Linked DNA regions of Homo sapiens: all the other regions are linked to region 1. A link is a contact called in ENCODE Hi-C data. All regions are on one chromosome and are shown on one strand. The core of a region is the stretch at or near the end of the contact, and the rest is flanking DNA. Distances in the headings are between cores, read along the strand shown. Region 1 holds the start of RNFT2 (ring finger protein, transmembrane 2). Region 2 holds the start of TAOK3 (TAO kinase 3). Region 3 holds the start of PEBP1 (phosphatidylethanolamine binding protein 1). Region 4 holds the start of RFC5 (replication factor C subunit 5).

Region 1 (2,941 bases), core at 163-2,662:
AGGACACAGAGCCCCCAAATTAAACGAAGGGCACCCATGCGAGGGCTGGCCGACCCTCGCCACCTATGTCTTGGTTTCCCCCACTGTAATACTGGGAACCCCACTTCTCCCAGGCCTGCTGCGAAGATGAAGCCAGCAAATGCACGCCCTCTCTTAGCTCTGGACCGGGCAGGTGAAAAGCAGGGAGGTGTTCATAAAAGCAGTCCCCACCGCTGAAGGGTCCTCAACTCGGGGTTCTAGTCCCAGCTCTGCCCTGGCCTAGCAACCCCTTCCCGCTGCAGGGACCAAGGCGGTGGGCAGGTCCCTCACCCGTGCTGAGACCGGGACAGGAATGCGCACCTCTCCCCACCCTCGGACGCCCCGGCGGCGCCGCTGCAGAAGTCGGGAGGTCGGACAAACGCGAGGAGTAAGGAAAAAGAGGAGGAAGGGAAGGAAGGAGGAAGAACGAAGTGAGGAAAGAGGATGTCAGGGAAGAAAGGGAGTAAAGGAAGAAGGAAGGGAGAGGGGGACAGAAAGGAGGAGGACGGAAGGAGGAAGGGAAGGAAGAAAGACGGAAGGGAAGGGAGAGGAAAAAGGGGAGGAAAGAAGAAAGGGAAGGGGGAGGAAGGAAAGGGGGAGGAAGGAAGGAGGAGGAAGGTGAGGAAGGTAAGGAAGGAAGGGAGGCAGGGAGAGGGGAAGGAAGGAGGAAGATAAGGAAGGAGGGGAGGTAGGAAGAAGGGAAGGAAGGAGGAAGGAAGGGAAGGGGAGAAAGAAAGGAAGGGAAGGGGTAGGAAGACAGGGAGGAAGGAAAAAAGGAGGAAGGTAACGAAGGAAGGAAGGAGAAAGTAAAGTAAGGGGGAGGAAGGAAGGAAGAAGGGAAGGGGAGGAGGGGAAGGGCGGCCACTGACCTGCTTGAAGGTGCTGCTGAGGAAGTAGACGAGCGACAGCCCGAAGACCAGGGCGAGCACCCACCTCTTCCGCAGAAGCCGGCGCCACACCATGGCCGCCAGGTTCACCATCCCGGCGCGGACGTGGGGCGCGGCGGCCGGGGCGCGGAACGCGGCAGGCCCGGGTCCCGGGCGGCATGGCCCCTACGCGCCCGGCAGCCCCATCCCTCCAGGCAGGCGCCGGCCCCGCCGCCCGCAGCCCAGTCTGCTCCCGGCAGCCTTGGGCGCAGCCCCACGTGACCCCGCCCTACGCCCCGCCTCCGCTCCGCAGCGACAAGGGCTAGTCGCGCAAGATCTTCTCACCATTGGTCCCTAAGGAACGGCGGCCTCCTATTGGTTAAGTGCCGGGAAAGGGGGCGGACAATCGCGTGAGTGCTGCGGGCGTAGCTGTGCCCGGGTCCTAGCGCCGGACCCGGCGACGCCAAGAAACCACCCAATAGGAGGCCGGAAGCATCGGAAGTCACATGCTGCCCAGGCTGCGCGGGTGATTGGCTTGGCTGGACCTGAATGATGCGGCTGTGATTGCTGAATTGTCTGGGCAGGTAAAAAGAGAACGCGATTTTTTTTTCTTTTCTCCCATCATGGTCTGTGTAGTCTCCTGCCCTTGCAGTCCCAGAGCGTTTTGCGCTGTGTGTTGGTTGCAGGGATGAAAAGCGCTCGCGACGTTGTTCCCGAAGTGCACCTGCCGGCTTCCAGTCCAAGTGATGCAGGCGATGCTCCTCTGAGTGCATTTCGGTGCAGTCCTGTAACGGGCCCCAGGGGCGCAACTTGAACCATCGCAAGCATCGAAAAGTCTCGGTGCGGTCCTTCAAAGGGACATAGTGGGATGTACAGAGCAGAGGATTAAAAAGCGTTTCATTCATTCAGATGCATCCCGCGTGCAAAAATTTATTCCAGAATTATGTACGGCCTGCTTCCGACAAAGAATCCGAAGCCTCTTCCAATACAAGCATCCGAAAGTAGAGTTTCGAGCATTCGATTTAGGAGTTAAATGTGTGGATGAGAACTTTGGAATATGAATTTTATTTTCCCCCAAGGATTTGCAATGTGGGATAATGGAGGGAGGGGCGAGAGGAGGATTAAGTTGAGATTGCAAATTCTTGAAAAATATTTATATAATGACCTTTTCTTGATATATGAAGATGCTGCTGCTGACCGGTTTGTTACCTAATTTTTCAAAAGAGAAAGGAGGCTTCACTGGCGGGTCATTTTTAATCAGTGGCCCTAGTGACACCATTGCTGCCCCCTCAAGAAGCCTGGTCAGGATTAGGAAGTCATTCAACAGCCAATAATCGTGCCCTAAACTGAAGTCAGACACCATCTGACTGATATAGACACCCTATATCCACAATATTGGCTCTGCCTCCAGAGACAAGAAGATATTCACGGAGGCTAAACCTTTTCATGGGAAGTAGATGGCCCTTATTACCTTGCTAGGGTGAAAGGTGGGACAGGGAGCAAGGGATCTAGAAAAGGGGAACTGGGAGACCCATAGATGTTTTATTCATTGAGTAAATACTTGTTGAGCGCCACTCTGTGCCAAACAGTGTCCTGGATGCTGAGGCAGAGGGGTGATCCAAGTAGACAGGATCCCTACTTTCAGGAATGGCATTTATATTCTAATGGGGAGGACAAATCATAAATAAATAAGCAAACATGAACAAATAAGTGCTATGAATAATATAAAACAGGGCAATATTACGGGGAGTCAGGAGAATGAGAAGAGAAGGCCTCTGGGAAGAGACGACATTTGCCCTGCGGGACCAAGCCCTGCCACATTTAGAGGAGAAAGTATTCCAAGGGGAGGGCACAGCAAGTGCAAAGGCCCTGAGGCAGGGACACGCTGACACATTAGAGGAACAGAAGGGCCACTGTGGGTGGACAGGAGTGGGAAAAGGGAGAATGGGAGGAAATGCAGTTGGAAACAGATGATGCTACATCAGGAAGAACCCGTAGGCTATGGACAGAGCTCGGGTTTGATTCTGATTGCACTGGGCAGCCGTTGGAGGGTTTAA
Region 2 (2,941 bases), core at 221-2,720, 1.6 Mb after region 1:
CTTTGTCCTGCAGCCAGCCCCACCAGCCCCTCCAGCTCCTCCAGCCCATGCGTTTCACTTCAGAGATGTTTCATGACATAATCCGGCTCCGGAGTCCCCCGGAGTCCCGGGGGCTCACACTCCACCCTCAGGGAGGTCGCTGATGCCAGACCCTGGGAGCACCTCCCCGCTCCACTCGTCTGCGCTGCAGCCGGTTCCTATTTGCCCGACGCCGCGACTGCGACCCAGGCTCCCCGCCGCAGCCGTTCTTGGGGGGGCTCCCGCAACTCAGCGGGCGCGACCCCCCGCCCGCTCCCTCGCTGCTCACGCCGGGCCCCCGCTATGTGACTGGGGGCCCGACCCGCACCCATGGGGCACCGCTCCTCCCTCGGGGTCCGCGCCTGCACCCGACGCTCAAAGCCCCTCTCGGAGTCCCACGCTCGCATGCGCTGTCCCGAGCCCTCTGGGGGTCCCCTCCTCTCACCCCGCTGTCCTGGCCCCTCTCGGGGTCACCCTGCTCCCACCCGCTGTCCCGGCCTCTCTCTAGGTGTCCTGCTCTCAGCCCCGCTGTCTCAGCCCAGCCCCCTTCCGGGACCCCTCCTCTTCTCCCACTGTCTTGGCCCTTCCTGGGGTCTTCTCACACTCTGTTCTAAGCCCTCTGGGGATCCCCTGTCTTCACATCCCCTGACCGGTCCCCTCTCTTTACTCTGTCCTGGATTCTCTCTGGGTCCCCTCCCCTCACCTCGGGGTCTCCTCTCCCCGGGTGCTGTCCCAGCCCCTCTCGGGGTCCCCATCTCTCAGACTCTCAGTGCCGGCCCCTCTCGGGGACCCTTCCCCTCTCCCCGCTGTCCCTGACCTTTTCTGGGACCTGGTCCTTCAGGGGACCCCCTCCCCTCATCCCCCTATCCTAGTGCCTCATGAGGCACCCACCCCTCACCCCACTACCCCAGCCCCTCTCCGGGTCCCTTCCTCTCACGCGCACTGTCCCGGCCCCTCTTGGAGACCCCTCCCCTCAGACTTTCAGTCTTGGACCCTCTCGGAGTCCTCTCCACTCAGAGCCACTGCCTCGGTCCCTCTCGGAGTCCCCTCTCCTCACCCGCTGTCCCGGTCCCTCCCGGGGTCTCCTCTCCACAGTCTGCACTGTCGAGCCCGCTCCCGCAACTCCCCTCACTCTGCCTGGGGTCCCGCCGCCTCGGCTCCCACTGTCATGCCCCGCGCCCCGGTGCTCTCACCTCAGACCTGCTGTCACCACCCCCGGGCCCGGCGCCGCCGCCGCCGCTTCCTCTCCCACACTTGTTCCTGAGTCGCTCTCCTGTGGCTTGTTCCCCGGCGGATCCTTGGGTCCGGTCGCTGAGTGCCGGATCCGGCTGTGCGCAGCCTCTGCTCGCGGTCTCGGCGTTGCGTCCCACTCTCCACGCAGGACCCCGCCGCCCGGCGCCACAAGGACCCTCCCGCGGCCGCCGCCGCTGCTGCTGTCCGAGGTGCGGCTCCTGCCAGGGGTGGCCAATCGCACCGGACTGCGCCGAGCACGCCCCGCCCCACCGTCTCAGTCCGCCCGCCCCCTGCCCCGGACCACGCCCCAAGCTCGGCTCCAATAGGCTCTCTACTGACCTTCCCTGATCGCGGGGCACAGGGCCGGGGCCGTATATAGGTATTTGATTGATGGAGCCTGGGAAGCCGAGCGGTCGATGGAACCCGAGGATTGGCGGAGTTGTCGATGGGCGGGACAGGGCAGGGCGGGGTCTCCTCAGACGCGGAAGACCTTGCAACTTTAGTAACCTACGGGCCCGCCTGGGGTGCGGTCAGTCTTGTTTGTGCTGCTCTCCGGTCAAAGTTCATGGCGCTTCTCCCCACGCCTTTACTTTTCTTGGGAGATTCCCAGGGACCACCATGTTAGAGCCTTTGGGGAGGACCCCAGTCTCTCGCTAGACCTTGCACAGCTTTCTTAGTAATTCTGCCATGAACTAATATAGCATTAATTTGCCCAGGATTTGTAAAAATTTCCTGGATTTAAACCATTTCTTTTTAAAATCTCTTGCAAGGGAGTTGCCTCTCCTTGAATTGAGTTCAGCAGCCGTCAGTTTGATACCGTTGGGGGAAAAAAAATCTATATACAGTACTAGGTGCATACTTTGCCCAACTAAGCGTTCAATGCGGGGCACATTTTGATAGGTGCAAGGACAAAGCTTTAGAAATTTTCAGTTTGTAGGTTTTTATGACAGTAGGAAGACTGTGGTAGGGGAACCCTATTATTAGCTTAACAAGGTTTCAGCAAAGCTATTCAATATAACCTTTTTCCAGGGCCACAGGTTTTAATGATTCTATGTGAACGTGTGGCCAAAGGATAACGAGCTTTGACCCAGGTTTAACATGTGATAATCAGAGACTCCTCTTGATCCACGCTAAAGGATAGTGCCTGCCAGGGGTGAAAGTGCATCATGCTACTAAGACCCATTTGTGTTATTTTTGTGAAACTGGATATGCTGATCAAATCAACACCGGAAACAGAAAACTGCTTTCCTTACTCTTAACGCCAAAAGTAAGTTTATGGACTTTAGAATTTAGCATTTTATGAAGAAATTGTCTCAGGAACACATTTTGATCCTAAGTTTTGTCAGATGTATACAGGCCTTAGTTCTCAGAGAACCCTCGATTGTTAACTTTTTAACTCCAGCTGACAAAATGTGTTTGTGTTCTAAACAGTATACATGTTTCTTCTAGTGTTTTAAGAATCATACGCCATTCATCACCTGAGGTCAAGGGTTCCAGACCTGCCTGGCCAACATGGTGAAATCCCGTCTGTACGAAAAATACAAAAATTAGCCGGGCATGGTGGCACCCACCTGTAATCCCAGCTACTAGAAAGGCTGAGGCAGGAGAATCACTTGAACCCGGAGGCGGAGGTTGCAGTGAGTCGAGATCGCATCACTTCACTCCAGCCTGGGTGAAAGAGCAAAACTCC
Region 3 (2,941 bases), core at 209-2,708, 1.4 Mb after region 1:
TGCTTGAACCCGGGAGGCAGAGGTTGCAGTGAGCTGAGATCACGCCACTGCACTCCAGCCTGGGCGACAGAGCAAGACTCCGTCTCAAAAAAAAAAAAAAAAAATAGTGCTTATCATATTCAGCAAAAAGCAAGCAGCTTGTGGTCACAGTAAGAGCAGTTTTGGTATGAATAAATATGGTTTAAAATTGTTTTTCAAAAAACAAACATAAAAAACCAAAACCCAAACATTTCTCAGGAATTTTGTGAGGACGAATTTTGTGTGTGGAGAAAACGGACAAATACATTTCCCCATATATTTAAATGCTCAAAAGTTCACTCAGGTGCTCTCACCAGGCAATTACTATGACAAGTGATCACGTGCGAAAATACAGAGAATCTGGCTCGTTTTAAAGTGCAGGAGAAAAGCAAGGCCTTACTGTTTCTGAATTTGCTGTGTGTGTGTGTGTGTGTGTGTGTGTGTGTGTGTGTGTGTATGAGAAGATGGGATCTGGCTCTGAAGCGCAGACAGGAGTGCAGTGGCAAGATCGTAGCTCACCGCGGCCTCAAACTCCTAGATTCAAGAAGTGATCGGCCGGGCGTGGTGGTTCACGCCTGTAATCCCAGCACTTTGAGAGGCCGAGGTCAGGAGATCAAGATCATCGTGGCTAACACGGTGAAATCCCGTCTCTACTAAAAATACAAAAAATTAGCCGGGCGTGGTGGCGGGCGCCTGTAGTCACAGCTACTCGGGAGGCTGAAGCAGGAGAATGGCGTGAACCCGGGAGGCGCAGCTTGCAGTGAGCCGAGATCACGCCACTGCACTCCAGCCTGGTCAACACAGAGAGACTCCGTCTCAAAAAAAAAAAAAAAAAAAAGTGATCCTCCCGCCCCAGCCTCCGGAGTAGCTAGGACTACAAGCATGCACCACTGTGTCTGGCTTTTTTCTTTTTTTCTTTTTTTTTAAGTTTTCTGTAAAGACGGGGTCTTGCTACCTTGTCCAGGATGGTCTCAAACTCCTGGGCTCAAGCGATCTTCCTGCTTTGGCCTCCCAAAGTGCTGGGAATACAGGCATGAGCCACCGCGACAGGCCATGTTGCTGAATTTGGAAAGTGGAGCAAAGAATCATGCAAAAAATTAAGAAAACCAAAACGCAACCAAGGCGAATTCAATTGCATTTTTTTTTCCCAGCGACACTTTCTGAGACACGAACCTCTCTCTTCGGCGAACCTATTCCAGGGCGCCCTTCATTTTCATTTCTTGAAACAACAGCCTTGCAGGCCGAGCCGCTGTTCCCGAGAACTCGGCAGCCACAGGGAGCAGGTTGCATGGACCCAGGAGCGCGAGAGGCCCTGCTCTGCCAGCTTCGGCCAATCAGAGGCCAGGGAGCGGTGGGCGTGACGTGGGGCGGTGCGCGGGGCTGGGCGGCGGCTGAGGCGCGTGCTCTCGCGTGGTCGCTGGGTCTGCGTCTTCCCGAGCCAGTGTGCTGAGCTCTCCGCGTCGCCTCTGTCGCCCGCGCCTGGCCTACCGCGGCACTCCCGGCTGCACGCTCTGCTTGGCCTCGCCATGCCGGTGGACCTCAGCAAGTGGTCCGGGCCCTTGAGCCTGCAAGAAGTGGACGAGCAGCCGCAGCACCCGCTGCATGTCACCTACGCCGGGGCGGCGGTGGACGAGCTGGGCAAAGTGCTGACGCCCACCCAGGTACACCGGGCGGCGGGCGTGCAGCGAGCGGCACGGCGCGGAGGCCTGTGCCGGCCTCCTGGGTGGGACCCAGCGGAGACAGGGCCAGGGGCGGTGGGGAGGTTCAGCCTGCGTGTGTCGAGGCCCCCCCAGGCCAGAGGTCCCGGGGTCCATGTCCCATGCCTGGGGGCCACCCCGAGCACCGGGAACCCGGCCTGTGGCGTGGCCAGGCAGGTTCGGCCTGCGGCAGAAATTCATTCACTTTTCCCGGGCTTCAGACCCAAGAGGGACCTAGGTTCGGAAACAGGCCGGATCCCCCTCTCCCCCCACAGGCCAGGGCGCTGGAGAGGGACGTCGCCGGGACAGAGTAGGCTGTGGCTGCCCGGACGCCCCCAGAGCTTCCCCTAGGGCCTCAGCATTTTAGGCCTGGTTTTGGAGGGCTGAAGCCTCACCCGAGAGCCTGTGACGCATTATGTAACTGGCGATGAGCGCGCCGGCCGATTTCTCCTTTGTTAAATGGGTCGAGAGCGTCCAGCCGGTACGCTGGAGGGCAACGGTTTAGTTTTGGTCTTTGACCTCCCACGCCCACGGCTGGGGCTGCCGAAAGTGAAGAAACTAGATTTGCAGACGCCACTGCTAGTTGGTTATGAAGCTCCGGGCAACAGCGTAAAATAAACTGCCCCGACCTTACATTGTTTTGGATGTTCACAGAATTTAATTTTTTTGGATGTTTAAATATGTAGTGCCCATCTAACACAGCCTCCCTTTTCCTGCTCCCTGCCCGCCTCTCATCACCTTGGCTTTCTCCTTTTCTTTGCACTTTGAAACGTACAGTTAATGCAGATTTCACTTCAGCAGGCTCCAGGTAACCTCCTGATCACCAAATCCAGAAACGCTGTGATTCCGGACAGACAATGTAAGGGTGTCGTTGAGAGGGGACTCAGTGCCAGGGTTGGAATCCCAGCCTTATCTGTTTCTCTTAATAGTGTGCTGGGATACTAGCCCCATGGTGTTGTTGGGACTGAAATAATATACAGCCTGGGCAACATAGCAAGACCCCAACTCTACAAAAAAAAATTGGCCAGGTGTGATGGTGTGAGCATGTAGTTCCCAGCTGCTCAGGAGGCTGAGGTGGGAGGATCGATCGATTGAGCGCTGGAGGTTGAGGCTACAGTGAGCCTTGATAGCGTCACTACACTCCGGCCTGAGTGACAGAAGGAGACCTGGTCTCAAATAAAATACATAACGTATATAAAACTCCAGCTCCTGGCTCTTACAGTCAA
Region 4 (2,941 bases), core at 255-2,754, 1.3 Mb after region 1:
AACATGTGCTGATTTTTAGCCTTAGTATTTAAGAAAAACTTGTTAATCATTTATGATTCCCTTCCTGGAGATAAAAATGAATAAAACCAGTTTTATCTTAAAAGAAAGAAAGAAAAGTTTAAAAATGGCATGCTAATGATCTAAGCCCCCAGTGTTAAAGTTTCCTGGGAGCAAGCAGAGTAGGGGCACTGTCACATCACAAGCCCTAGCTGATCCCCTTCTTCGGGGTCCCCAGGCAGGGGCTAGGGTGAAGCCATAACTGCCATCACATACTTGCCACTGTCCCTCTGCTGTGTTCCTGAAGCAGGTGACAGTGATGTAATCCTATGCAAAGAGTATTGCTACCTCCTAATCAGAACACTGCTGACCCCAGGCCAGCCTCAAAAATCCTCCAGGATTTTTGTCTTCCTCATCATGTTAAAAGAAAAAAAAAAAGAAAAGACTTCAATATGGATGCTTTGCATGCTCATTGCTGGAAAATACAGACCAGGCCAGGCGCAGTGGCTCACGCCTGTAATCCCAGCACTTTGGGAGGCTGAGGCGGGTGGATCACTTGAGGTCAGGAATTCGAGACCAGCCTATCCAACATGGCAAAATCCCATCTCTACTAAAAATACAAAAATTAGCCAGGCGTGGTGGCGCGCGCCTGTAATCCCAGCTTCTCCGGAGGTTGAGGCAGAGAATCGCTTGAACCCGGGAGGCAGAGGTTGCAGTGAGCCGAGATAGCGCCACTGCACTCCAGCCTGGGTGACAGAGCAAGACACCAAAAAAAAGAAAAGAAAATACAGACCAACAAAAAAGAAGAAAATAAAAGTGATCTAGAATTCTCCTCGCCTCAGGAAAAAAACCTAAAATGTTGATATCGATTCTCCTCAGTATCTCAGATCACAAGGACCTTGTCCTCTGTGTTCATGAACTAGACCTTCCAGCGACACAGATTAACCCAACTGGAAGTTTCTGTTTGTTTTTCTCTGGAGTCGTTTTCTGGAGGTTGGTTCCCTAAACTTTTTGGGCGAGGGGCACGGATTCCGGAGATAGGTAGGTTGCAGTTGTGTTTGTTTGGGGTTGTTTTCATTTCCAAATATTCACCTCCCAGCTTGGGGGCCGAGAGGTATCTCAAGCCTTCTTTCGCAAAGGCATCTATATTCAAGACCCAGCCGTTTTACTCGGTGTTGTTTTTTTTCTTAGATTTTTTTTTTTTTTTTTGAGCCCCGGCAGCTTTTGTTCCTTTGAATTTAAGTGTTTGAAGCTTGGCGATGGCAGGAATTGGCTTTGGCCTTGAGATCTTAATATGTAATGATGACTGGGGCTGCAGGGGGCCCTGCCTCTCCCGCTGCCCTGCTCTGGAAGCGCCTGGGTATCTGAGAGTTCAGAGCAGGCTGGAGGGGCGGAGCTTGGAGGGACGCTGGCGGCCCGCGCCTCCGGTAACCTAGCAACCGACGCCCTAGCAACGCGAGGGGGCGGGACCGAGGGAGGAAGTCGGAAACTGGTGGCCGCGTCTCGCGAGAGTTGCTTTTGCGCGCGAACTGTAAGTGCCAGGGTCTCAGGGTCAGGTCGCGGCTGGTCACTGTGCAGGCGCTTGGGTGACGCGACGATCTCAGCGGATCTGGTCACCTTCGTCTCCCCGCCATGGAGACCTCAGCACTCAAGCAGCAGGAGCAGCCCGCGGCGACCAAGATCAGGAACCTGCCCTGGTAGGAGGAGGCCGAGCGGCGGCGGTGGGCAGAGGGGGCCAGGCGGCCGCGCGGGGAGGAGGTGGCTGGGGTGGCAGGTGACCGGACCCCAACCCGACCTCTTCCCGTCGTCTCCAGGCCTGCAGCCGGGACCGACCTGCAGAGGTTTCCCCCGACACCCCCCAGCTACCCAGACTCGTCCGTTCTGTTTAGGGCTTTTGCCAGTTCTCACCCTTTCACCCCCAGCTCCATTTGCCGAAGAAGAAGGCGGCTTTCGCACCTGGTGACAGCACAGGGGTTCGATCCCGCGTCTCCTGACGCCTGCAATGGCCTCCATGCCAAAATGCCCTCTTCCCACTCTTCAAAACCTGCGATGCGACTATTGGTCACATTTTAAACTAGTAATAACGCTCCCTGGTCAACTTTTATTGAATGGCATATTATTAGATTAGCAGACGCCCTGTTAGATGTTCGATCCTTACAAAGACCGTAGGAGGTAGGCACCGCTTCAAATTTTACACAGGAGGAAACTGCATTTTAGAAAGATGTAATGACTTCCCTATGGTCCAAGGGAGAAAATTGGCTTGGAGGTGAATCTAGGAAGTCTGAATTCAGATCTTGTACTCTTAACCATCCTACTTAAACAGCTATGTTCTCGCAATGCTTCCAAGACTTTGAAGCAATTTGGCTTGGCTTCGAAAAGCTGCAAGTTGTCATTGTCTAGTAACTAGTTCAATTTGTCTTTATTGTGGTTAAAAAAAACCCAGAAGATTGACAGTTGTAACTATTTTATGTATTTACGTATTTTTTTTTTTTAGAGACAGGGTCTCGCTCTGTCGCCCATGCTGGAGCGCAGTGGTGTGATCACAGCTCAGTGTAACCTCAAACATTGGGGTTCAAGCCATTCTCCTGCCTCAGCCTCCGAAGAACTGGGACTTTTAGAGGCGAGCTACCAAGCCCATCCTGTAACCATTTTAAAATGTACAATTCAGTGGCATTAAGTACATTCAGAATGCAGTGTACTGTTGTGGAGTCTTCCCGCTATCTAGTTCCAAAATTTCATCACCCCAAATGGAAATCCTTTACCCATTGACAGTTACTCCCCATTCTCCCCTTCCTCTAGCCCCTGGCAACCACTAATCTGCTTTCTATCTATGGATTTGCCTATTCTGGACATTTCATGTAAGTGGAATCCTACACTATGTGGCCTTTTGTGTCTGGTTTCTTTCACTCAGGATCATGTTTTCAAGGTTCATGCATGTTGCTGC

The links. A loop is a pair of places that touch in the nucleus more often than their neighbours do. Pooled maps may share reads with other maps.
Region 2: a map of CD4-positive, alpha-beta T cell shows a loop between it and region 1 (13-fold over the local background). The contact joins the promoter of TAOK3 here to the promoter of RNFT2 in region 1. A Hi-C loop is called at or near these places in 6 of 168 maps with a recorded cell type or tissue (CD4-positive, alpha-beta T cell, CD4-positive, alpha-beta memory T cell, CD8-positive, alpha-beta T cell and 2 more), 1 of 37 single-sample maps with no recorded cell type and 13 of 50 pooled maps.
Region 3: a loop to region 1 is called in a map of naive thymus-derived CD4-positive, alpha-beta T cell, with 6 times the contacts of the local background. The contact joins the promoter of PEBP1 here to the promoter of RNFT2 in region 1. A Hi-C loop is called at or near these places in 1 of 168 maps with a recorded cell type or tissue (naive thymus-derived CD4-positive, alpha-beta T cell), 2 of 37 single-sample maps with no recorded cell type and 8 of 50 pooled maps.
Region 4: a loop to region 1 is called in a map of CD8-positive, alpha-beta T cell, with 19 times the contacts of the local background. The contact joins the promoter of RFC5 here to the promoter of RNFT2 in region 1. A Hi-C loop is called at or near these places in 5 of 168 maps with a recorded cell type or tissue (CD4-positive, alpha-beta T cell, CD8-positive, alpha-beta T cell, naive thymus-derived CD4-positive, alpha-beta T cell and 1 more) and 11 of 50 pooled maps.

Annotation. Positions count from the first base shown.
Region 1 is chr12:116,736,903-116,739,843 of GRCh38, forward strand. It overlaps RNFT2 (ring finger protein, transmembrane 2), which reads left to right and starts at 1,413. Exons shown (of 11, transcript NM_001382266.1): 1 at 1,413-1,468. SPRING1 (SREBF pathway regulator in golgi 1) reads right to left here and starts at 1,167. Exons shown (of 5, transcript NM_024738.4): 1 at 888-1,167. The coding sequence starts at 998. RefSeq lists enhancers at 1-667, 1,436-1,695 and silencers at 856-905, 986-1,245.
Region 2 is chr12:118,371,437-118,374,377 of GRCh38, forward strand. TAOK3 (TAO kinase 3) reads right to left here and starts at 1,471. Exons shown (of 21, transcript NM_016281.4): 1 at 1,212-1,471. RefSeq lists silencers at 311-400, 501-560, 1,345-1,594 and an enhancer at 1,915-1,964.
Region 3 is chr12:118,134,666-118,137,606 of GRCh38, forward strand. PEBP1 (phosphatidylethanolamine binding protein 1) reads left to right here and starts at 1,459. Exons shown (of 4, transcript NM_002567.4): 1 at 1,459-1,679. The coding sequence starts at 1,545. LOC101928274 (a long non-coding RNA gene) reads right to left here and starts at 1,327. Exons shown (of 4, transcript XR_945409.4): 1 at 1,192-1,327. RefSeq lists an enhancer at 1,254-1,754 and a silencer at 1,747-1,836.
Region 4 is chr12:118,015,199-118,018,139 of GRCh38, forward strand. It overlaps RFC5 (replication factor C subunit 5), which reads left to right and starts at 1,505. Exons shown (of 11, transcript NM_007370.7): 1 at 1,505-1,694. The coding sequence starts at 1,630. RefSeq lists an enhancer at 1,213-1,382 and a silencer at 1,747-1,796.